Linked DNA regions of Homo sapiens: region 1 is linked to region 2. Evidence: chromatin loops called from intact Hi-C (ENCODE). Cell type or tissue: GM12878. All regions are shown on one strand. Each heading gives the region's core, and the rest is flanking DNA. Links, peaks and the distances in the headings are about the cores only.

Evidence for each region. Peaks named below come from ENCODE experiments on the same cell type or tissue, not always from the same donor. Only the 100,000 strongest peaks of a DNase experiment are listed, where the experiment ranks them.
Region 1: a loop joins it to region 2, with 2.1 times the contacts of the local background. A loop is called at or near these places in 3 of 110 quality-filtered maps.

What each region holds. Positions count from the first base shown.
Region 1 is chr2:168,362,122-168,373,752 of GRCh38, reverse strand. All of the region lies in intron 2 of LOC105373734 (a long non-coding RNA gene), which reads left to right. Among named protein-coding and RNA genes, the nearest start is that of CERS6, 88 kb to the left of the region's middle. In GM12878, for the core only: no CTCF peak of the experiment used is centred there; no DNase peak of the experiment used is centred there.
Region 2 is chr2:168,426,218-168,437,848 of GRCh38, reverse strand. LOC102724081 (a long non-coding RNA gene) reads left to right here. Exons shown (of 4, transcript XR_002959433.2): 2 at 8,724-8,905; 3 at 9,305-10,375. Among named protein-coding and RNA genes, the nearest start is that of CERS6, 24 kb to the left of the region's middle. RefSeq lists enhancers at 4,820-4,909, 4,940-4,999. In GM12878, for the core only: no CTCF peak of the experiment used is centred there; a DNase peak (open chromatin) is centred at 4,848; H3K4me3 peaks cover 623 bases.

The DNA of each region.
Region 1 (11,631 bases), core at 1,944-9,943, 64 kb after region 2:
GTGAAGTGTGTTTCTTGTAGGGAACAGATCACCGGGTCTTGTTTTTTAATCCATGCAATCACTCTGTGTCTTTTGATTGGAGAATTTAGTCCATTTACATTCAATGTTATTATTGATAGGTAAGAACTTGCCCCTGCCATGTTTTATTAGTTGTCTTGTTGTTTTGTGGTCTTCTCTTCCTTCTTTCCTTCCTTCCTGTCTTCTTTTCAGTGAAAATGATTTTCTCTCTTGGTATGATTTAATTTATTGCTTTTTATTTTTTTGTACCCATTTTATGTTTTTTGATTTGAGGTTACCACAAGGCTTGCAGATACTATCTTATAACCCATTATAAGCCGATACAACAACTTAACACTGTGCATAAACAAACAAGGAAAAAGAAATCTAATAAAAACTCTGCACCTTAACTTTGTCCTCCAACTTTTATTAAACTTTTTGTTATTTCTATTGCTATCTTATTTTACTATCCATATCTTGATAAGTTGTTGTAGTTACTACTTTTGATTATATCATCATTTAGTCTTTCTACTTAAGATAAGCTTACACAGCACAGTTACAGTGTTATAATATTCTGTGATTTTCTGTGTTCTTACTATTACCAGTGAGTTTTGCACCTTCAGATGATTTCTTATCGCTCATTAATGTCCTTTTCTTTCTGATTCAAGTACTCCCTATAGCATTTCCTGTAGGACAGCTCTGATGTTGATAAAATCCCTCAGCTTTTGTTTATGTGGTAAGGTCTTTAACTCTCCTTCATGTTTGAAGGATATTTTCACCAAATATATTATTATAGGGTGAATTTTTTTTTTCCTTCAGCTTTTAAATATGTTATGCCACTCTCTCCTGTCCTGTAAAGTTTCCACTGAAAAGTCTGGGGCCAGATGTATTAGAGCTCCATTGTATGTAATTTCTTTTCTTTTGCTGCTTTTAGCATCCTTTATCTTTTACCTTTGGGAGTTTGATTATTAAATATCTTAAGGTAATCTTTTTTGGGTTAAATCTGCTTGGTATTCTATAACCTCCTTGTACTTTGATATTGATATCTTTCTCTAGATTCGGGAAGTTCTCTGATATTATGTCTTTGAATAAACTTTCTACCCCATCTCTCTATCTCCTCTTTAAAGCCAAAAACTCTTAGATTTGCCCTTTAGAAGCTGTTTTCTAGATCTTGTAGGCATGCTTTATTGTTTTTCACTCTTTTTTCTTTTGTCTCCTCTGATCGTGTATTTTCAAATAGCCTGTCTTCAAGTTCACTAATTCTTTCTTCTGCTTGATCAATTCTGCTATTAGAAGACTCTGATGCACTCTTCAGTATGTCAATTGCATTCTTCAACTCCATAATTTCTGCATCATTCTTTTAAATGATGTCAATCACTTTGTTAAGTTTATCTCACAGAATTCTGAATTTCCTTGTCTGTGTTACCTTGAATTTGAGTTTCCTCAAAACACTTATTTTGAATTCTCTGCCTGAAAGGTCGCATATCTCTGTTTCTCCAGGATTAGTCCCTGGTGTCTTATTTAGTTCATTTGGTAAGGTCATGATTTCCTGGGTTGTCTTGATCCTTATAGATGTTTGTCTGTGCCTGGGCATTGAAGAGTTCGATATTTATTGTAGTCTTCACAGCCTGGGCTTGTTTGTGTCTGCCTTTCTTGAGAAGGCTTTCCACAGCTTGAAAGATATTGTGATCTAAGCCATATCTGCACTTGAGAGCACCCCAAGCTCAATAATGCTGTGGTTCTTGCAGACTCCTTAAGGTACTACCTTGATCATCTTGGATAAAATCCAGAAAAATGTTCTGAATTATCAGGCAGAGACTCTTGTTCTCTTTCCTTACTTTCTACCAAACAAACAGTCTCTCTTCCTCTGTTCTGGAGTTGGGGGTGGGGTGACACAGGCACACCTGCAGCCACTACCACTGGGACTGTGCTGGGTGAGACCCGAAGCCAGCAGAGTACTAGGTCTTGCCCAAAGTGCACTGTAACCACTTCCTGGCTACTGCCTATTTTCTCTCAAGGCCCTGAGGCTCTACAATTAGCAGATGACAAGCCAGCCAAGCTTGAGTCTCTCTCTTAAGGGTGGCAAGTTCCCTTAGGCCCCAGGTAGGTCCAGAGGTGCCGTCAGAGAGCCAGGGACTGGAGTAAAAAGGCTTAGAAGTCTACCTGGTGTTCCATTGTATGGTGGCTAAGCTGGCACTCAAATCATGAGGAAGAACTTTTTGTTCTTCCTTCTGCTTTTCACAGGCAGAGGAGCTTCACCCCACGGCCATCACCACCACAGGCCCACGAGAGTACTACCAGGCTACTGCAGATGGTCCTTTTAGGCCCAAGGGCTCTTCAGTCAATTTATGTTGAATGCTGCCTGGGACTCACCCTTCAGGGCAATGGGCTCCCCTCTGTACCACACACAGCAGATACAGAAATGCTGTCCAAGAGCCCAAGGCCTGGAACTGGGGACCCCCAAGGAGCTGTTTGGTGCTCTGTCCCACTGTGGCTGACCTGGTACCTGATTTTTGGTTCTTACGAAGGTAGTTTTTTGTGTAGATCGTTGTTAAATTGGTGTCCTTGTGGCAGGGGCATGATTGGTGAAGCCTTCTATTCTGCCATCTTGCTCTACCTCTCTCTCAGGAGATAATTTTTGTTTTTCGTAAGCTGTGTGTTTCCTAATGCTGCTGTAAAATTTGCCACAACTTTAGTGGCTTTAAACAATACAAACATATTCCCTTATGATTCTGGAGTTCAGAAGTCCAAAATGAGTCTTATTGGGTTAAAATCAAGGTGTTGTCAGGTTTGTGTTTCTCCTAGAAGCTGCAGGGGAAACTCTGCTTCCTTGCCTTGTCTAGCCTCTAGAGGCCACCTGTAATCCTAGAATCATGACCCCTTACTCCCTCTTCAGAATGCATGACTCCAACCTCTGCTTCTGTCATCACCTCCCTTTTTCTGACTTGGATCTTCTTGCCTCTCTATTTCAGTAACCCTTGACATTACACTGGGCTCACCTGGATGATGGAGGATAATCTCCCCATCTCATGACTCTTAATTTAATAATATCTACAAAGTCCTTTTTTCCATGAAAGGTAATATATTCACAGATTCTAGAGATTGGCACATAGCCATCTTTGGAAGTCCATTGTTCTGTCTACCACACTATCTGAAAAACAACGTTATTAAGAATATAATTTTTCTAGTGGAAGTCCTTGTTATTCTTTTTTATTTTTGAGATGGAGTCTCACTCTGTTGCCCAGGCTGGAGTGCAGTGGTGTGGTCTCAGCTCACTACAACCTCTGCCTCCCAGGTTTAAGCAATTCTCCTGCCTCAGTCTCCTGAGTAGTTGGGACTACAGGCACCTGCCACCACATCTGGCTAATTTTTTGTATTTTTAGTAGACACGGGTTTCACCATGTTGACCAGGTTGGTCTCGAACTCCTGACCTTGTGATCTGCCCACCTCAACCTCCCAAAGCGCTGGGATTACAGGCGTGAGCCACCATGCCCGGCTGAAGTTCTTGTTCTTAATAGTTTAATAGTTTATTTATAGGCAGAAATAATTCCCACAAAGGTTCAGACAGAGTGCAATGTTTAAGCCAAGTAGATTAGATTATTAGATGATTACTTTTTGTTGCCTTTTTTTTTTTTAAAACAAAAACAATGTTTATTTCAAATCCAAGCTAATTTTGGAGATAAGTGAATTTGTAGTCCTCTGTATCTCCTTTCTTTTCACCACCATGGCTTTTTTCTACAATAGTTACATTTTTTTTTATTTGACAAAATGTTGTTCGATACAGTTATGGTTAACATTTAACCCATTTTCTCACTTGTTAAAAATAGACACTATGCTAAGTGTAGCTAAACATATGACAACAAAGCCCATTAAAAATAAATAACAAAGTTGATAACTTTTTAATGATAATTTACCAAATTTTAGTATGTGCATTAAATTAAAACAAGAAAAAGCTGAGAAACTATAGCAGATTGGAGGATTCAAAGGAGACATGATGACTAAATGCAATGTGGTAACCTGAATGGGATCCTGGAACAGACATAGATGGAAAAAGTAGTAAAATCTGAATAAACTCTGTAGTCTAATTTAAAAAAAAATTAATGTTTGCATTAAATATACATGGCTTTTGATGCCTTTAAACCTTGACACCAATGATAAATAAAAGGATGATTTCTACTTCAAGTGTGTCTTGTATTTGAAAACAAATTCATGATCAATGGATTTTTGTTCAACTACCTGTAAATGTTAATTGTCAGGAAATTTTTCCTGCACTGTGAAAGGATCCTCAGTTTTTGTTGAAATAATATTAAATCTACTTGCCCTGATTTGTAAAATACTTCACAGAAAAATACTGATGATAACCTCTAGAGTCAGAGATGCTATCTACAAGGATGAATGTGATTAACAGGCCTGGGAAATCACCCAGCTAGGAAAAAAAAAAAAAAAGACAACATAGCATTCATTTGTCAACCCACCTTAAAAGCAAATGACAGGAGCAATTTCTCTTACTCTTTTACTAGGCCAACATGAATTCATGCTCATTAGCGGGTTGAGTGTGCAATGCCTTGCAGGTGCTCTTTTGTAATACAGGAATATTAATTAAGTCTTTGCACAATATCCAGTCACTAATTACTATTTAGCTCCACTGGTTCATATCTCAGAGTCTGTGTGTTACTGTTTTCTGGGTTCAGCCAGCCTCCTTTGCTTGGCAGTATTTCGCATTTGCCTTCACCTTGTGTGTTTCTAACCATTTCTCTTGTGTGGATTATTTTTCAAACTTCACAAAATGTTAGCTGTATAGTGGGTATTATTTTGAGTACATTGAAAACCTGTTAAAAATTCTCTCTCCACCTCCTCCCACCGCCTACCGTTTTCATGTTGTTCCCAATGATATCTCGCCAACATTTTAGTTTCCTGGGAAACTTTATGAAGACCCTTTTCTGAACTATATAATCTGGGCAGAAATAATCATAATGTTAGTAGGTGGGTCTGCTTATCTTAGAAAGAAATGTAGGGAATGGTTTAATCCACAGGAGAGAATGTACTTGTACAAAAGATTTCTAATTAGAACATTTTCCTTCCAATGGTAGAGTAGTTAGAGGGGTCAGGTATATATAGAAGTGTAATTCCTTGAAGATTATTGCTTCATAGTTTAGGCTATCCCTGTGTACTCTAAGCAACTAACCAACTGGAATGATTTCAGAGCTCTGAAAAGCTACTGGCCCCATATATTTTTCTGACTCAGGTTTAGAAGAACTGCTTCTTACGGGCTTTCTGGTAAAGATGTTGTTTTTGGACCACTAGCACATTTAGTGGTACTAGTTAAACCTATTACCATTCATGGTTATCAGATAAAGAGTAGCTCATAAGGGAATGAGAACTCATGACAGGTTATTTTTTGATGGAAAGGACCTATTGGGGGAAGTAATAGAGAAAACTCCAGAAAATTCCCAGGGGTCAGCAGAGTGCAATCAGGTAATCTGGTCGTTCGAAGTTCCTTTTAAAAAAGGGGGATGCAGGAAAGTTTTAGAAAATGCTGCACAGTTTCCCATATAAATATATGTATGCATCATCTTACAAGGGTTCTTATTAAGTATTTATTTGCTTATGGTCCTATTAAATCATTTGGTGTCAGTGACCTAAAGAAGTTTTTCACATTTTTATTTTAGTGGTCAAAATCTTTTAAATTAAAAGTTGAAGAGATTCCCAGTGTGCAAAGCAATTGAAAACAGCTCTTCTGATGGAAGAGGGTTGGAATATCAGACTATTACACCTCCCCACAGCACTCAGCCTCTCCCTTGCAACCCAAAAATCCCTGAGGCGGCTTCCTGATTAAGTGCTATTAAAGTAACAAACATCCTTTGAAATGATTCAGTGTATTCAATAGATTCATGACTGGAACTACCATTTTGGAAAGAAAAATCGCTCTTCATTAAAGTTGGCAAAGATGAGAAATTGCTGATAGACCCACAACATTAATTTATTCACTCATCTATTATTGCAAAAATATTGATAACTTGCTATATGCCAGACACTTGACAAGCCCTGGAGATACAACGTGACCAACTAGACATGGTCCCTGCCTTGTGGAATTTACATTCTAATTAGGAATCAGCTATGTGCAGCCACATGCATTGTTTGAAGGGATCCTTTACACAAGTTGTTCTCCCTGTATCCAACCACGCTTTACTCAAAGCAAATTTTTCCACAGATAATATTTTAGATGTGTCTTATGATAACTTGCTCATGCTGTACAAAGTTCAAACAGCTACCTAGGTAGGGGGAAAGACAGCATTTGAGAATATCATTTGCAATATGTTGAAAGATTGCCAAAGCACGGCCCAATCTCAAAGCACATTATGATTCTGTGGTCAAAATGTTCATGATTAAAGGGAGTTTTCCATTCATCCTACTTAATATTTCTCAGTTCAGTTCATCTATGAAGTTCTTTGGGACATTTAAAATTTATTCTCTGAATGAACTCAAGCCACCTCAACAGCTGTTTTCTTTTAAGTCTTTCTCTTCTCTGTCACCAACAATCATAGAAAAGTGGAGACCCAGGTTTCCGTACACTATGATCTCAGGATGCTGTACCAGGCAGGCACACTGGCTTTCATCATCGCTGCTGTGTGTGCTCCCAGGGTCTGCTCCAGGAAGACTCTCCTGCTCTAGGAAGGTCCAAGCACTGCATCTTTCTAGAGTTGCCAGAGTCAGTATTTTATGTCATGCCATTCCTCCTCGCCATGGACTCTCCAAACCCACACATTGCATCTTTTGTTTCAAAAATGTTCCTTAATTTTTCTTTTCTTTTTTGAGAAAAGGCCTCACTGTGCTACCCAGGCTGGAGTGCAGTGATGCAATCATGGGTCACTCCAGCCTTGACTTCCCAGGCTCAGGTGATCCTCCTAACTCAGCCTCCTGAGTAGCTGGGACTACAGCTGTGTGCCACCATGCCTGGCTAATTTTTGTATTTTGTGTAGAGACAGGGTTTTACCATGTTGCCTAGGCTGGTCTGGCATTCCTGGACTCAAGCAACCTGCCTGCCTCGGCCTCCCAAAGTCCTGAGATTACAGGTGTGAGCCCCATGCCAGGCCCTGAATTTTATTTTGATAATCTCTGAGATTGCTAGAACCACTGGAAAGTGCAGCACCACAGAGCCAGAAAATCAGTGGCATGATACCAACTAATGTGTAAATAACACTAGTTTACAATTAGTTATCCACGATTAACATGATTTTCACGGCAACACAGTGAGGAAGACATTCTCGTGATTCCCATCTGACAGATGGAGAAACCGAGCTTCAAAGATGTGAAGGATGTTTAAAGTCAGATTTAACTGGGCCTAAACTCCAAAGCTGGTTTTCTGATATCAGAACCTAGTTGGATTGGTGCACATGCCTGTATTTCTGGACATTTGGGATCATCCCAGGCCTCAGGCTTCCATACTTTCCTACTTTGACACTCCTGAGAAATCTCATCCGAAAGAAACTTCAATCTTGGCTCTTAAAAGAGAGGGTAGGGTAATAAGAATAATTAGAAGAGTAATTAGAATTGCGCCATAAGAAAGAGACAGAGTGGTCTGTTCACACCAATGGCTGGCTGACTTGAACTGTAGAGTGGCACTGCTGCTTACTGCCCCTGTGCAAGGACACGCTCTGCCTCCCCTGCCTCCTACAGCACGTGTCAGCTGCACAGACCTTCTTTCTGTTGCTGCAGCACACGAAAGCTCTCTCCCACCTGGGGGTCTTTACACGGCTGTGCCCTCTGCATCCCGGGACCTTCTTGCCAGCTCATTCCCATTATTCCTGGTCCCATTCAGATGCCAGCTCCTCAGGATGCCTCTTCTGCTCACTCTTTATAGCCCAGCCCATTACACTCTGTCCTGTCACCTTTGTTTATTCTCCTCAAACTACTTACTGTCTTTAAAATTAGCTTATTACTTTTTTTAGAATATACCATCTTAAGTATTTTAAGAGTACAGTTTAGGCCAGTGGTAGCTCACACCTGTAATCCCAGCATTTTGGGAGGTCAAAGCAGGTGGAATGCTTGAGCCCAGGAGTTCAAGACCAGCCTGAGCAACATGGCAAGAGCCCATCTATACAAAAAATAAAATTTTAATTAGCCAGGCACAGTGGCATGCACCTGTGAGCCCAGCTGTTCAGGAGGCTAAGGTAGCTGAGGTAGGAGGACGGCTTGCACCTAGGAGGTTGAGGCTGCAGTCAGCCATGATTGTGCCTCTGCACCCCAGTCTGAGCAACAGAGTGAGACCTTGTCTCTGAAAGAAAAACTGAGTGTACGGTTCAGTGGCAATAAGTACATTCACATTGTTACGCAACCATCACCACCATCCATCTCGAGAACTCTTCATCTTGCAAAACTGTGTGCCCGTTAAACAAAAACTCCCCATTTCCCAATCCTTCTAGCCCCTAGCAACCACTCCTATACTTTTTGTCTTTATGGATTTGGCTGCTCTAGGTACCTCATGTAAGTGGAATCATGTGATATTTTTCTTTTTGTGACTGGCTTACTTCACTTAGCATGATGTCCTTGAGGTGCACCATGTTGCAGCAGGTGCCAGAATTGCCTTCAAGACTGGATTGTGTTCCATGGTATGTATGCACCACATTTTGTTCATCCATTCACCCGCCAATAAACATTTGGGCTGCTTTCACCTTTGGCTATTGTGAATAATGCTGCCATAAACATAGGTGTACAAATATCCCTTTGAGGCTCTACTTTCAATTCTTTTGAGTATATACTCAGACGTTGAATTGTTGGATCATATGGTAATTCTATTTTTAATGTTTTGAGGAGCCTTCACACTACTGCAGCATTTTACATTCCCATCAGTGCATTACGGTTTTGATTTCTCCACATCCTTCTCAACATTTATTTAGTTCTGTTTTTTTTTTAATAGTAGCCATCCTGATGAGTGTGAGGTGGTGAAATTAGCTTCTCATCTACTTGTTTATCAACTATTTCTATTTACTAGAATAATAACTAGGAGAGCATTATTTATTCAACAGTGTTTGGCATGTAGATGATCAATAAATATTTTTTGACAGAACATAGGATGATCAGCATACTTTTTCATTTAATTTTTAAATGAAAATTTAAAATTTATATATATACGTGTGTGTATATATGTATGTTTATGTGTGTATATGTATATATATGTGTATATATATATATGTGTATATATATATGTGTATATATATGTGTATATATATACATATGTATATATGGAGAGAGAGAGAGAGAAAGAGTAAGGTTTACTTGACAGGTAAGTCTCTCTCCCCTTGCCCCCAGCTACCTAATTTATTTCTTCAGAAGCAACAACTTTTACTAATGTCTCATGTATCCTTCTAGAAGTGTCTTATAATTATAGTCATGTACACTCTTTTTTTCATACAAATGGTAGCTTACTGATTTATGAGCAAAATGTGGATTAGGAGCCAGACTAATGGGCTAATTCTAGGGACACAGGCCAGAGTTCAGTCCTCAAAGTAAGAAGGGAAACCAGTAGATCAGAGTCAGGAAGGTGAAATTGCACCAAGGCTCAGGATTAGAGGCCAGAACAGGCAGTTGTTCCCAGGCAGAAAGGAAGATTCTTGCATGTGTCACATACATCCCTGCCTGCAACTGGCAAAGTCTTCTCTCTGTCCCTTGTGTACCAATTTACTTCTAGATGTCTCCCCTACCTGCCAGAGAGCAAGCTCACATGGTAGGATGTGCTGTGAGCACATGGTGACTTTGGTGGAGGAGTCTGAGGTCATGGCACAATGTTGAAGTGGAATTATCCAGTGATGGGGATGGAAGTGGTGACAGTGAGTCTTGACTAGAGTTAATGACTTGGGTGTCATCTATACAGAGGGGGTGGGTGCTAAAGTTTATGGGCAACAGTGAGCCTTCTAAAATTAAGTGTGATCTGGGCATGGTGGTTCATGCCTGTAATCCCAGTGCTTTGGGAGGCCGAGGCGGGAGAATCACTTGAGGCCAGGGGTTTGAGACCATCACTGGGAACATAGTGAGACCCTGTCTTTACAAAAAAAAATAAAATAAAATAAACCAAAAATGAATAAATAAATAAAGTGTGTTAAGAGAGAAGAGCAACAGGCAAAGACTGCACCCTGCCAATGACCACTGAAATCAGGAAGTGAAAGAGAAATTGTTGAAGAAAGAGGAATAATCCTTATCACCCTCTTGGCATGGGCACAATGGTGATGTTTCTTCATTTAAGAATCTCTAAGTTCACTCTGAATCACATGAGATTTCCTTTTAAGTATTTCCAGTAATTTATTCGTTAATTTATTTGCACGGAAACCAAATGCTTTCCTGGAAAATTGGTCTGTAAAAATATGTCACTCTTCAGGACAGTTGATCCCACAATGTGCTAATGAGGAGCAAGAAAGAAGTAGTGTGCCCTCTCCACAAATTGTATTCTTAACATGTTCACCTGCCCAAGTACTTGCCATATTTCCATTTTTTTCAGTCTTTCTTTTATTCTTCAACCTATTTTAAAATATGACCTTTCTCTTAGGACTTAACTACTCTTTTTTTAACCTAAACCAAGATTTGCCCTATCCTCTGCATTGCAATGTCATTTTTATCTCTGTAGGTGGGAAAAATCAACTCTCTAGGATGTTCAATTAAGTTTTTCTTGGTTTGCCTATAAAAGCTATTTGAGGGTTTCTCTTAGGAACACCATCCACAGTAGCTTGCTTATACCTTAGAATAAAACCTCTGAGCTTTCAAACTTCTCTTTCCCCTCTGCTCTCCTGTTTCTTTCGGCCCCAAATATGCAATACCGCCTTCTGAAAAGCAGGCAAGTCTCTCATGTGACACCTTCAAATAATGCAAGAAGTGATCTTTTGCCCTAAAAGAATAAAGGGAATTCTGATTCTTTTTGCTGTTTTACAATGAAATTTCACCCTTTGCTTTCTATTTATGGCTTACCAAGTCTCAATGCTATATTGTTCTTTGAGAGAGAGCAAGAAGGTAATTCTGAATCCTAGTAAGCCCACATAGCACATATTCGGCCTGCAAACTCAAGTTCTAGGATCTAAAACCCATTAAACATAAGTCTGTGACATACAGAGAAAAGAACAATAGCAAAAAAAAGGAGCCCAATTATTCTCAAGAAAATACAGCTAGGGGAAGAGTTTTCAAAAATAGTTAAGTTTTCATATGCATCTATACCATCTTATTTTTATTCAATTTGCTCTTATTGACTATTTATCATGTGCTAGGTACTTTGTTAATGCTGGACATATAGAAATAAATAAGTTTCATAGAATCCACCTGGTTAAATAAAGAAAATGAGCTTGACCTTTCCACGGAGTAAAGTATGTGTGATACTATTGGTGTTACGGAGTCCCAAAAGGATAGAACTGTCAAGCGGAATGGGGCATTAGAAGGGAAATCTAGGTCAGAAAATCAATCTAATGGAAGAAGTATGTCAAGAAGGTATAAAACTCTGTGTAAAATTCAGAAGGACATTGTGGCAAGGTTATATTTAGTAATGGAGGGCTGGCAATTCATACTTCTGCTAGAAGTGCCATTCTTCCCACAGGGGAGTATCTATTAAATCCTTGGCTTAGTTTATTGACAATTTGTCCTCCATTAAAGTAGGGA
Region 2 (11,631 bases), core at 1,738-9,737:
GCATTTTAACAGACCATTTGTCTTCTTTTTTCTTAATATGATTTCTCCGTTTAGAATGTCTTTCCCTTTTTTCTTTTCTACCTATCAAAATTGTATTTATAAGTTATTTCCATTGCAAAAACCACATTCTAGAATTTCCCCTAGATCACATCAGGGTTAGAAGTAATCCCTCCCTACTTGGTGATCCCAGAGAACCCTAAGAGCCCTCCCTACCATGCATGTTGTCTTCTCTATTGAACCGCTGGCTTCCTCAAGCAGGAACAGGATCTTATTCCATTTCTATCATCCCAGGTCCTAGTGTGGATTTGTGCACACAGTGAGTGTTTAATAAAGTTTGGACTAATTGGATTTCTTAGGAAAACAACAGCTAACAGCTAATTTGAAGCTGGAGACAGTTGATATAAACTATAGAAGAGTTCAGGAGTCTATTAATAAATAGGGTCTATTAATAAATTGGGTCTATTAATAAATCCCAACTTCACGTCTTACAAGCTGTGTGGACTTGGACAACTCTCAACTGTCAACATCTTTAAACCTGAGTTTCCTTATCTGAAAAAAACGGCATCTTTTCATACACATGCCTAACGGTATCTACCTCATCTAGCTGTTGAAACTAGATGAAAGCATTTAGCACTGTGTTCAGCACTTAGAAAGAATTCAATGCATGTTACTTCTCTCCTCCTGCACCTTCTCCTTCTCCCTTTTCCCCTCCTCCTTCTCCTCCTCCTCATTATTACTATCACTACTATTACTAGTAGTATCCTAATCCCATGAGGGAAAGGCCAGCTGTGGAATGTAGAGTCTTCTGCTACCTCCCCCACAGCTGGGCTCCCATATTTGAGCTACATCTTAGCAAGAATTTTTCTTCTTGCAAAGAGTTCTGAAGCTGTGGCCTTGTTATCTCACTAAAGTAGAAAGAAGCCTGGGAAAACTTTTTTTTCACAGCTTTGAGCAGTGTACAAAAAGAGAATTTGTTTTTGAGTTAACTCCTCTTTTGTTTAGGGAAAACTACCTCACTGTTCTTTGAGACATCCAAATGAAAAGGAAACGTGCACCCATTGTTTTGGCAGCAAAGTGAGGTCACCTATAACCAGAAGACCCGTGTTTAACCCTGGAAGTCAGAGGTTATGTTTGGTACATAAGTTCTTGTGTTATGAGCTGAGCTTTCCCTGTAGACTTTGTTGCAGTTTTTTGGTGGAAAGGAAAAACATAAGTCTTCCTAACCCTTGTAGAAGTAAGTTTGGACACCCAGGCTGAATTATGGCCTGTCCTAGATAGCATAAGGATAGGATGGGGTGGATTCATTTGCGTTTTTTTTTTTTTTTTTTGAAACAGAGTCTTGCTCTGTCGCCCAGGCTGGAGTGCAGTGGCATGATCTCAGCTCACTGAAAGCTCCGCCTCCCGGGTTCACGCCATTCTCCTGCCTCAGCCTCCTGAGTACCTGGGACTACAGGCACCCGCCACCATGCCTGGCTAGTTTTTTGTATTTTTATTAGAGACAGGGTTTCACCGTGTTAGCCAGGATGGTCTCGATCTTCCAACCTCATGATCTGCCCACTTCGGCCTCCCAAAGTGCTGGGATTACAGGCGTGAGCCGCCGCATCCGGCAGCTGCTTTTTTTTTTTTTTTTTTTTTTTTTTTTAAAAAAAAGACAGAAATTAGCATCAGTGAAAGGAAATGAGAATGACGTGGAAATGAAATGGAAGGATCAGCTTCCATGGACCCTGTCATTCTCTGGGAAAGGCAATGCTACTTCTCTGCCTAGGTGACAAGACAAAGTGTGGTTTAGAGTTGGTATGTGTGTCTTTGTTCCTATCTTTGTGCAAAACCAGTTCTCCTCTGGCTCCCCCAGCTGCTCCTGTAGCGAGAAGACCCAGCTCCCTTGTCACTGATGATCTCAGAAGTCCCACCATTGGCAGAGGAAACAAAGTCAGGGTATCTGTCTCGCAAAGGACAGATAGGTTTGTAGGCACATAAGACACACCTCTTTAGGAGCTATAGAAATAGTGAGAAAGAAATTTTAGGGAAAACAGTAAGATCAAGGACTTGAATTATTAGAGGTTTCAGCTCTTGTAATTTGGACATTAAAATAATCGTGATCTTGTATTACCACCCCCACTCCAGGTTTATGAAGTCTGTGGCATACTTTCTATAATAGAAACTGAAATCTATTATTTTAAATTTATCATTTCTTTAAAAATTTAAAGCTGGAAAGAATTTGGGGTGGGATATAGTATAACACTGATTTTTTTTTAAAGCATGGATTCTGGAAACCAGTAGATTCCTATCTTGGCTTTTCTTTTTACCAGTTGCATAATCACAAGCAATTTATTTATACTCTTTAAGCCTCTGGTGTTTCATCTATAAAACACAAGTGTGTGGCAGTTTATATTTTCCAAAAGACAGCTGCACCAATATATATTTCGTGCCACATGCTAGTCTCATGAACTGATGTTGATATTCCTTCATCAAGAGATGGGGTCTGTATTCCTTTCCCTTGAATCTGGGCTGAACTTTGAAACTGGCTCAATAAAAGGATGTGGCAGAAGTGATGACTTCCAGCCAGGGCTTCTGCGTGGTACTTTCTCTCTCTCTCTCTCTCTCACACACACACACACACACTCACACACATTTGCCATTGAAACCCAGTCACTATGGTGTGAGGAAGCCCAGGCCACATGGAGAGGCCACATGTGGGTGTTCCAACTGATATCCCCACCTAGACCCATAGCTGATAGCCAGCGTCAACCACCAGACGTGAGTGAATGAGCCTTCAGAACTTTGCAGTCTTCAAGTTCTCCAGCTGAGCCAGACCTCATGGGGCAGAGATAAATTATACTTCTTATGTTTCATCTGAATTCCTGACTCACAGAAGCCGTAAGAGCTAATAAAGTAATAAATAAATTTATATTTAGTAAATAATTTAATAAATTAAACCATATCTAATGCATGGTGGTATTATGAGGATTGAACAAATAGTATATGTAAGTGCTCAGTAATGTTAGATATTATTATTATTATAAAGGCAGCTACTAAAGGTAAAACTTGGAGGTGAATGGGGGCTGTCAATATATACCCTTTTCTGGCTCTCTTAACAGATAACTGGGGAAAAGAGAAGTTGAAATGGAAGAGAAACCAAGTTAGTAGATAGTTGCCTGTGGGGTTTGTGCTTGAATCAACAGTCATGTGTAGACTTTGTTTTCACTCCTTTAGAAAAGGTCATCTTAAAGCTCCTGTAACCAGAACCTCAGGATAGAAGAGAGAATATATTTGTTTGGGGCCACTATCATGTCTGGGGGCCTCACAACTCTTAGCCCACCATCCGGTGGCATGCACCAGTCTTTAACAGAAGCTCACTTCTGTATGAAATTATAATGATCTCTCCAGTCAGTTACCCTCCAAGTAACCTATCGTGCTGATCTAATATTAGTTTCCTGGAATATTTCAGTAAGATATCAGCATGCCATAAAGCCCTTCTGTAAATCCATATGGCTTTAATGGGAACTTGGCCAAATGCCAGGGAACTTGGCCATATGCCAAGCTTGTCTTGTGTCACTTGGTAATTGCCACTCTGTCATCCTCAGAGTTTGGTCTAGTTTCCAGAGCCATCCATAATTTTGATGTGGATACATGTGGACCATTGAATATTTTGGGGAGGTTCACAGTGATTAAGGATTTCAATCAGAAAAGGAAAGATAATGGTCCATTTTTACTTCTAACCTTTTATTTCCACATGCAAAAAAAAAGGTTATCAAATGTTAGAAAGTCACTTATGGAACAAGGACAATGAAAATCAATTGGGAAGTATAGTTTTTTTCCTCTGCTTATGAATATGTACTGTGTAGAATCTGGGATTCATTCAGATTATAAGCCATTATTTTATAAGCAGTGATGTGAAAGGAGAGGAAAGGCTTTGGTGGTGGTGTCTCTGGCATGGTAGCTAAGGAAATGACTTTTAGGTTAGATGTCATTTTAACATCCCTTAAATCATCCTTTAACCTTGCTGACGTTCACATCCTAGTAAAATTAGATACCGCTTATTAAGTGCTTTTTCTTGTTCTAGGCACTGTACTAATTTATCATAAGAGTTGAGATGTCATCCAAAGCCTGCCTTGCCCACTACACAGCATTGCCTCTCTGCTGCTGGCTGAGATCCCTTCTCCACTCTGTGTGTCTAGAGGCTGCCACCATTCAATGCTTAGCTCCAGTGTCACCTCCTCTCAGATGGCTTTCTGTCCACCATGCCTCTCTGTGTCTGCCCTACCACATATACAGGACATACTCCCCCACTCCTCTCTAAACTTCTATAACAATGCTGCCTAATAGAAATAATGTGAGCCAAAGATGCAATTTTGAATTTCTAGTAGCCACGCAAAAAAAGTAAAATGAAACAGGTGAAATTAATTTTAATATATGCTTATTACTTAACCCAACATATCCAAAATATTATCACATTAACATGTAATCAGTATTTTAAAATTGAGATGCTTTGCATTTTTTTCAGTAAATCTTTGAAATCCAATGTGTATTTTACAATTAATGGTGCATCTCAATTCAGACCTCATTTCAAATGCTCAATAACCAATTAACTGGCAATTATTCTATTGGATGGAGCAGTTCTATAGCATTCAGCACGTGTTATTTCCATCTTATTTTATGTACGTTTCTCAAGAAATGGGGGAACTCTTCTATGTATTTCCCAACATTGCTAGAGTACTATGCCTAATAAATGCCTGAGTCAGTGTGAAAGTCAAGAAAACAAGTTATTGTGCCATGCTGAATTTCTAGAAGAGAAGTATCTCTACCACATCAAGGCACAGGTAGTTCTCACAAAACGAAAAGCATTTTTGCACAGCAGAGCCCGGGAAGCTGCAAGTTGCTCTGTGGGCTGAAAAACATCCTTGAGGTCAAAGTTATGAAACTGACAAGGACAAAAAAGAAAGACTGCACTGGGGGCTGTGAAAACAAGGAGACAGAGACAAAGCACCCGGCCACTTTCTTGGTTAGCATTTAAAAAATGAAAATGAGATGAACTGACAATGATGAGAGGGTACTCAGCTGCCTGAAAAGAACAGAGAAATAATTGACACTTCAATGTAAAAGGATTCTTTAAAGCTCTCCAGTGTGGCAGACAGTTGAATCACATCTTGAGCAAATATTTCCAGCATATAAAGGTGACATATTTGGAAAAAAAATACTATTCTTTTTGGTCAACTATTCCTTTTGGTCACTCAGATTATATCTGGTTGACTCAAAATAAAACAGGTAAAATCCATTTTTTAAAAGAAAAGTTATTAATGAATGTTCTAAAAAGTTGCCCATTATTTTCAGTTTTTTCTTTTTTGCAATGAGCAGCTGTTAAACTATGAGAATCCAGCTTCAGAGTATATTTATTGTATTGTTTGCAAATTTGTATTAAACATTGCCCTGGAGACTACGAAAATTAGTAACATATCCTAAAATACTTTTTGTGGGACTTCACTGTTCACTTTTATATGCATTATCTCATCTTGATTAAAATCTCCAGAACATTTTATGTCACTCCCATAGATCTTCTGTCAAGGATTCTTGAGTTGATAAAATCAAAATTGCAGACTGTTGATTTGAAACTCATGTTAATTTATACAGTTTCAAAATGATGAAAACTCAGTCTTCTTTAAAACCATAGCTCCCCTTTTCTATACATACATCTTTTAGTACACACCGGTCGATTCAATGTGGAAAATCCTCAGATGCTGGCTTTGCATGCTGAGATAATAGGGTTTTGAAAGGGCATTTGACTAACGCACTTTGATTTCCAGCAAAAACATGTAGTACGAAGATTGTCACCAGCCAAGGACCACTAGTAAAATATGATAAGGTTCAGTTTGTTTGTTTGTTTTTTAAAGTCAAGGAGCATTCTAACCCTAAAATGTCATCCTCAGAATGACTGTCATTCAAGAGGAGGCCTGAAACCAGTAAGAAAGCCTTTAGGCACTGTTGTCTGGGCACTGAGGCTCCATCTGCAATCTGCACATGAGCTGGCTGAGGACACCTTGTCCTGGGGAGTCTTTTTGTGTTCTCACCATCAGGCCAAGTAGCTCACACTGCCCAAAAGTTCACCAACTGTAATTTGATGATTGGTAACTGAAAAAATAGAGTATGATGGTACTTCTTTTCTCTTTTTCAAATCTTGTGCTAATTTATATTTAAATCCTTCTAAGTATTCAGAGAGATAAAGCAAAGCTTTCTTCCCTCACATGGCCATTTAGAGCAGAGTGTGGATTGCCTCACTATATGCTTTTTACACCCAATAAAGCTTAGAGAGAAACTGAGTTCCCAGGAGCCTGAGAGTTGATAGTTTTAAAACCCCTCTCATCAGCATTTGAAAGGTGCCATTGAATTTTCAATCAATATTAACCCAAGATGTTATGGTTGTGAGAATAGAGTCATTTTCTGAGGGCATTTATGTATATAACTAACAGGAAGGAAAGTATGTTATCTTAAAAAATTGAATGACGTTGAAAATTCCACACTGATGGATCTTTAGTAACAAACAGGTTTGGGAGGGGATAGGCTGAAAGACTGTGGGAAAATAAGAGAAGGCTTTAGGGTCATGGTCATGGTACTTGTTCATTTTTATAACAAGTAATTTAGACTGTCACCATGACTATCTTGAAATAAAATTTAAATGAACTTAAAAAATTGAATATACTTTCCTAATGGTAATATAAAGGAGAAATAAAAGGGAAGCAATTTGAGGAATACATAAAAATATGTCTACCATATACAAGTGTTTGGCCAGGAGGACACTACAAAATACACAATGAAGGAGTAAGATGCTTGTGGGACTCACAGAATCTGGAAAATGAAGAGGGTAACACTCAAGCTCTGAACCTCAGGTGTTGCCTTGACAACACCACATGCACTGTTGCCATCTTTAAAGATGTGACATCTCTAAATAGCAAAGACCCTTGAGGGAGTTCCAAACCAAATGCAGTCTTCCCTCAAAAAGTCCCAAATATTTTGTCTTTGTATGTAAAACAGAGTCAGATTCTAGACTCAGATAATTATAAACAGTGTTTTTTTTAACCTGGGGACATTTGAAAACGACAGGAGATGACAGATAATTTTTCATTGTGTGTGGCTGTCCTGTACATTGCAGGAAAACTAGTATCTCTGCTCTCTCCCAAATGTCAGCATTGACTCCCAAACATTGCAACATCCAAAAATATTGCTATAAATTCCTCTGTGGGCACGACCTAGGAAGAAAGAAGGCCCACTAACCACGGCTGGAGGCAAGTTTCTAAAAAGACAAGCAGTAAGAAATTCCCAGAGTGGTCTTGTATTGCATTTTAAGCAGTTACTATGCTGAAATCTCCTATTTTTGGCCCTAAACCTTCAGCAAAGCTGGAGAATCAGTCTTGGGGATAAGTAGCCATAAGTAATGCCCCATATCATACCATGAAGTTTGGTGAAGACTTCGCCACTCCTACCACAGAGCACAGACCAATCAGTGTGCCTAGTTGCCACTACTGCTAGACTTTCTGCCGTCATTGACTCAGGAAACCAAACGCAGCTCCACAGGCATCACCCTCAACTGCCTCAGGACTGCTGGGTCTCTGCTTCTCCACATCCCTGGCGTCCACAACCAAGTGGGGTGAATGCATCTGATTGGCTCAGCTTCTGTCACGTGCCCTTGTCTTAACTGCAGGGGAGGCTGGGAAAATGTTCAAGCTTCTTCAGCTTCCATAGGCAGGTTCTGCTTCCCTCAAACTTAGGAAAGGGCTTCAGATGTGGAGCAGCCTAAAAGAATGACACATGCCCACTCTAATTAGCTGGCCAAATTAGTTCTACAGAAGAGAAGTACCTTGGGATTTCGGAGCAGAAAGTGATGATTCTGAGGAGGCTTTAGAGGAGGGGAGATTTGATCAAGTCTTGAAGGATGAGAAAGTTGGTAGGGTTGTAGGTAGGGATAGGAGAAGGATTTCGAGAGACACATATGGAATGACAATATTAAGAATGCTGAACTGGGGAAAACAAATGCAAGGTTAGGAATCCAAGTTCACCAGAGCTGAAAGGTCAAGGGGAGTCGGTGAAAGACAAGACTGGAAAGGGCAGGAACAGCACTGGGGAGTTACGGAGGGTTTGACGACAGTGCTAGGAGGTAGCTCTGAGCTGCTTGACAGGGGTATTTGCATATCTTTCGTATTCACTTGCACTGCTTTATCAAAAAATAATGTCCTTGGCAATTTGAATCCCAGTCTTTAAGATAACACATCTGTGTTTATGAATTACCAGGAGTCTTTTTGTTTTTTGTTTGTTGCTTTTGTTGCTGCTTGTTTTTGTATTCTTTCTGGTAATGGGACTAACTCCTTTTTACTTTGAATTTGTATTACACTGTATCCACAGAGAAATTTCACAAGTGTCTTTTACATTATTTTAACAATCACCCCCCCACCACCTACAACTTTAAATTAAATATCATGATCCATTATTTCCAGCACTTGTTGCCCACCTAACATGTACCAGACTCCTTATTTAATGCTTTCACCAGGATATTTAATTTCATCTTAAAATTATCCTTTAAATACAAAGACATAGGATCTGAGAGAGTAAGTAATTTGCCCAATGGCACCCAGTTAGGAAGTGGTGGGATAGGGGTTCTAACTCAGTTCTGCCTAATCTAATTCCTGATTGTTTCTCCCAATCAGAATGCAGTCTGAAATGATGCTCTTTTTTAGCGCTGTGCTAGCAGGAAGGTCTGTGAAGTTTGCAATAAAGCCATTATGAAGTCAAGAATGGAGGTTCCATTTTTAAAGAACTCAGAGGGGGTAGATCTTGATTGACATCTCATCTGGGGTCACCTGGTCTTCAACTGAGAGATCTTTTGGTTCGCCACGGATGCCCCTTGCAGTTATGGAAGGTAAGTATAGTCTTTAAGCCATTTTTGCTTGGTTGTCCCAACAACCCTGCCTTGAAGTGATATAAACTACCTTCCTTGGAACAACCTTGGTGGTACCAGGTACTCAGGTGCTGCCTATTTGGTGCACCCTTGTGCAGTAAAGTTACACCTGAAGGAATCTACTGCACTCTTGCCTCATCTTCTGAACCAAGGGCTCCAAGTCCTCTAGAGTAGTAAGACAAACCAACATCCGTGGACTAGAGGTTATGATGGAGAAACAAGGGTAAGTGGAGTCCAATAATAACAAGCTATTTTTGTGTCCGCTTCATCCTCACCCCACCAAAGCTTGAGCAGAAACTTTATGATGTGGTCCATTCAGTTTAACCTCTAACATTTGCTTTCCCTTTTTTTTTTCTCTAGTTCACTCTTTGAGAGAGAGATAAATAAACATTAAAATGTAAAGAAAAAAAAAATCAGCAATGGAAGGAAAAAGGAACAAAAAGCAATCCATTGGCGTCAAGCTTGACTGGACCACTCCACTGCTCTGCTGCCGTTAGTGAACCTGACCCTGCAGCAGGAGTCACAGACTCACCACTCACCTCAAGTCCTCACTCCCTGGACCCTCAATCTACACATCACTTTGTCTTTTATTTCCCTGAGAAATACAGGCCATCAGTTTGCAGATCCCTCCTTTCCCCTTACCCTGCAAATCTCCATCTATTTGGAAAAGTGTGCCTCCTACATTCCAAAGCTAACCCCTCCTCCTCTGCCACTAATATCAGCCCTACCTGCCTTCTTCTGTAACTTGCTCCATTAATTCCCTCCCCTCTCCCCCAGGTCTCCCTGCCTATGAACATATTCAAGGACATCATATCTTAAAAACAAACAAATATCAGGCACAATGGCTCACACCTGTAATCCCAGCACTTTGAGAGGTCAAGGCAGGAGAATCACTTGAATCCAGGGGTTCAAGACCAGCCTGGGAAACATAGGGAGACCCTATCTCTACAAAAAATATTTTTTAAAAAAATTAGCCAGGTGTGGTGGTGTGCACCTGTAGTCCCAACTACTCAGAAGGCTGGGGTGGGAGAAATATTTCAGCCCAGGACGTCACTGTGCACAATTGCTTTACTTTTTTTTCCCTTGGTATAGACTTGTTGAAGAGTAAGCCTTCATGTACTGTTTCCTCACTTTACATTCACTCTCAACTGGAGACAATATAGAGTCTTCGCAGATGCAGCTTTCTCCAGACCAACAATGTGGTTAGACATCTGGTTTTTCATTGTTGTTGTTTGATTTCTCTGACTAGCTTCCCTGACCAGAGGTCGTTTTGAGTTTCCTTCTCTGGAATTTGACCACTGAGCAGAGACACATAGGAGAGAAGACGTGAATGCTGAGTCATCAATCAGCATCACTGGGAAGAAAAAGCCTCTCAGTTTCTTCTGCTGGGACTCCCAGAGCTGGAGTATTTTCTGCTCTTCCTAAGGCCTGGTAATTCAGCTCTTTGTGAGACTGTGAGCTTTACCATACCCTTCCAGTAGCAACCTTCTTCTTTTTTAAGTTCATTGCGGGGAATAGGGAGTGATGGCTGATGGACATAGGGTTTCTTTTTGGGGTGACAAAAATCTTCTAAAATTAAGTGGTGGTGATGGTTGCACAATTTTGAATATACTAAAAACCGTGAATTCTAAAGTTTAAACAGGTGAATTCTGTGCTATATAAATTGTATCTCAATGAAATTACTAATATTCTAAAGCCTCCCAAGTGACTTAGATGTTCGGTGAGTGTTGAAAGCCAGTTATTTATCACATCCTTAAGTCCTGCTACCTTTCTCTCACTCTCTAAGTTCAGTTTCCTCTTTGGTTTGACTTGGACCAATCTGCAACAACTCTTGATGTTTCTTGTAAATTCTATGACTAACTCCCAGAGCTTCTCCTGTCTATCTGATACGCATTTAGCTTCTCCTTTCAGGCCTCAAACAGCATGTTTAGAACAGAACTGATCTTCTTCTCCCCAACCTGCTTTACCTTTTCTATTTCTCACTCAGTTACTGGCACAAACTTCTCCATATATGTTTAAGAAGACCTCTACTTTGACTTTCCCTGCTCCTTCTAACTTACATCCAATTAATCAAAACGTTGTATCAGTTTTATTTCTGAAACAATCTCTCCCATCTTCCTTATCTCTTCATTCCACTGCCAGGTCTGAGTCCACCCTTTACTATTTTCTGTTGGATTAAGGCAAACCTCCTGTAAAGAGCTGCCCTGTCTCCTGCAGTCTCATCCTCCAGTACCCCTTCATGCCTACACTGAAGTCCTCTTCCTAAAACAGGAATAGGGTTAACTCACTCACCTCCCCTAAACCTGTTAGTGGCTCTGCACTGAGTACTGGATCAAGTCTAATGTAATGAGAAGGCCCATTCAATCTGGGCCAAACTTTCCTTCTTAGCCTAGTGTCCTCCTATGCCCCCTGCACAGACCTTAGCTCCAATCACACTAACCCATGCCATTACCTGGACACACTGTGCTAGTCTACACTCACGTGCCCCCAGCTCACATCTCCCCTTTTCCTGGAATGCCATGTCCATATGGCCTGGAGAATGACCTAAAGTTAGTGCCAGCAGAGAGCTTATCAGTAGTGGGGCAGATCACAGGGGAGAGCAGGTTTTGGAGCTAGGGTGAGGTGTCAATGAGAAGAAGGGTGATTTATTAAGAAGTAAGCTCATTTCAAGCCATACACCTGAAACC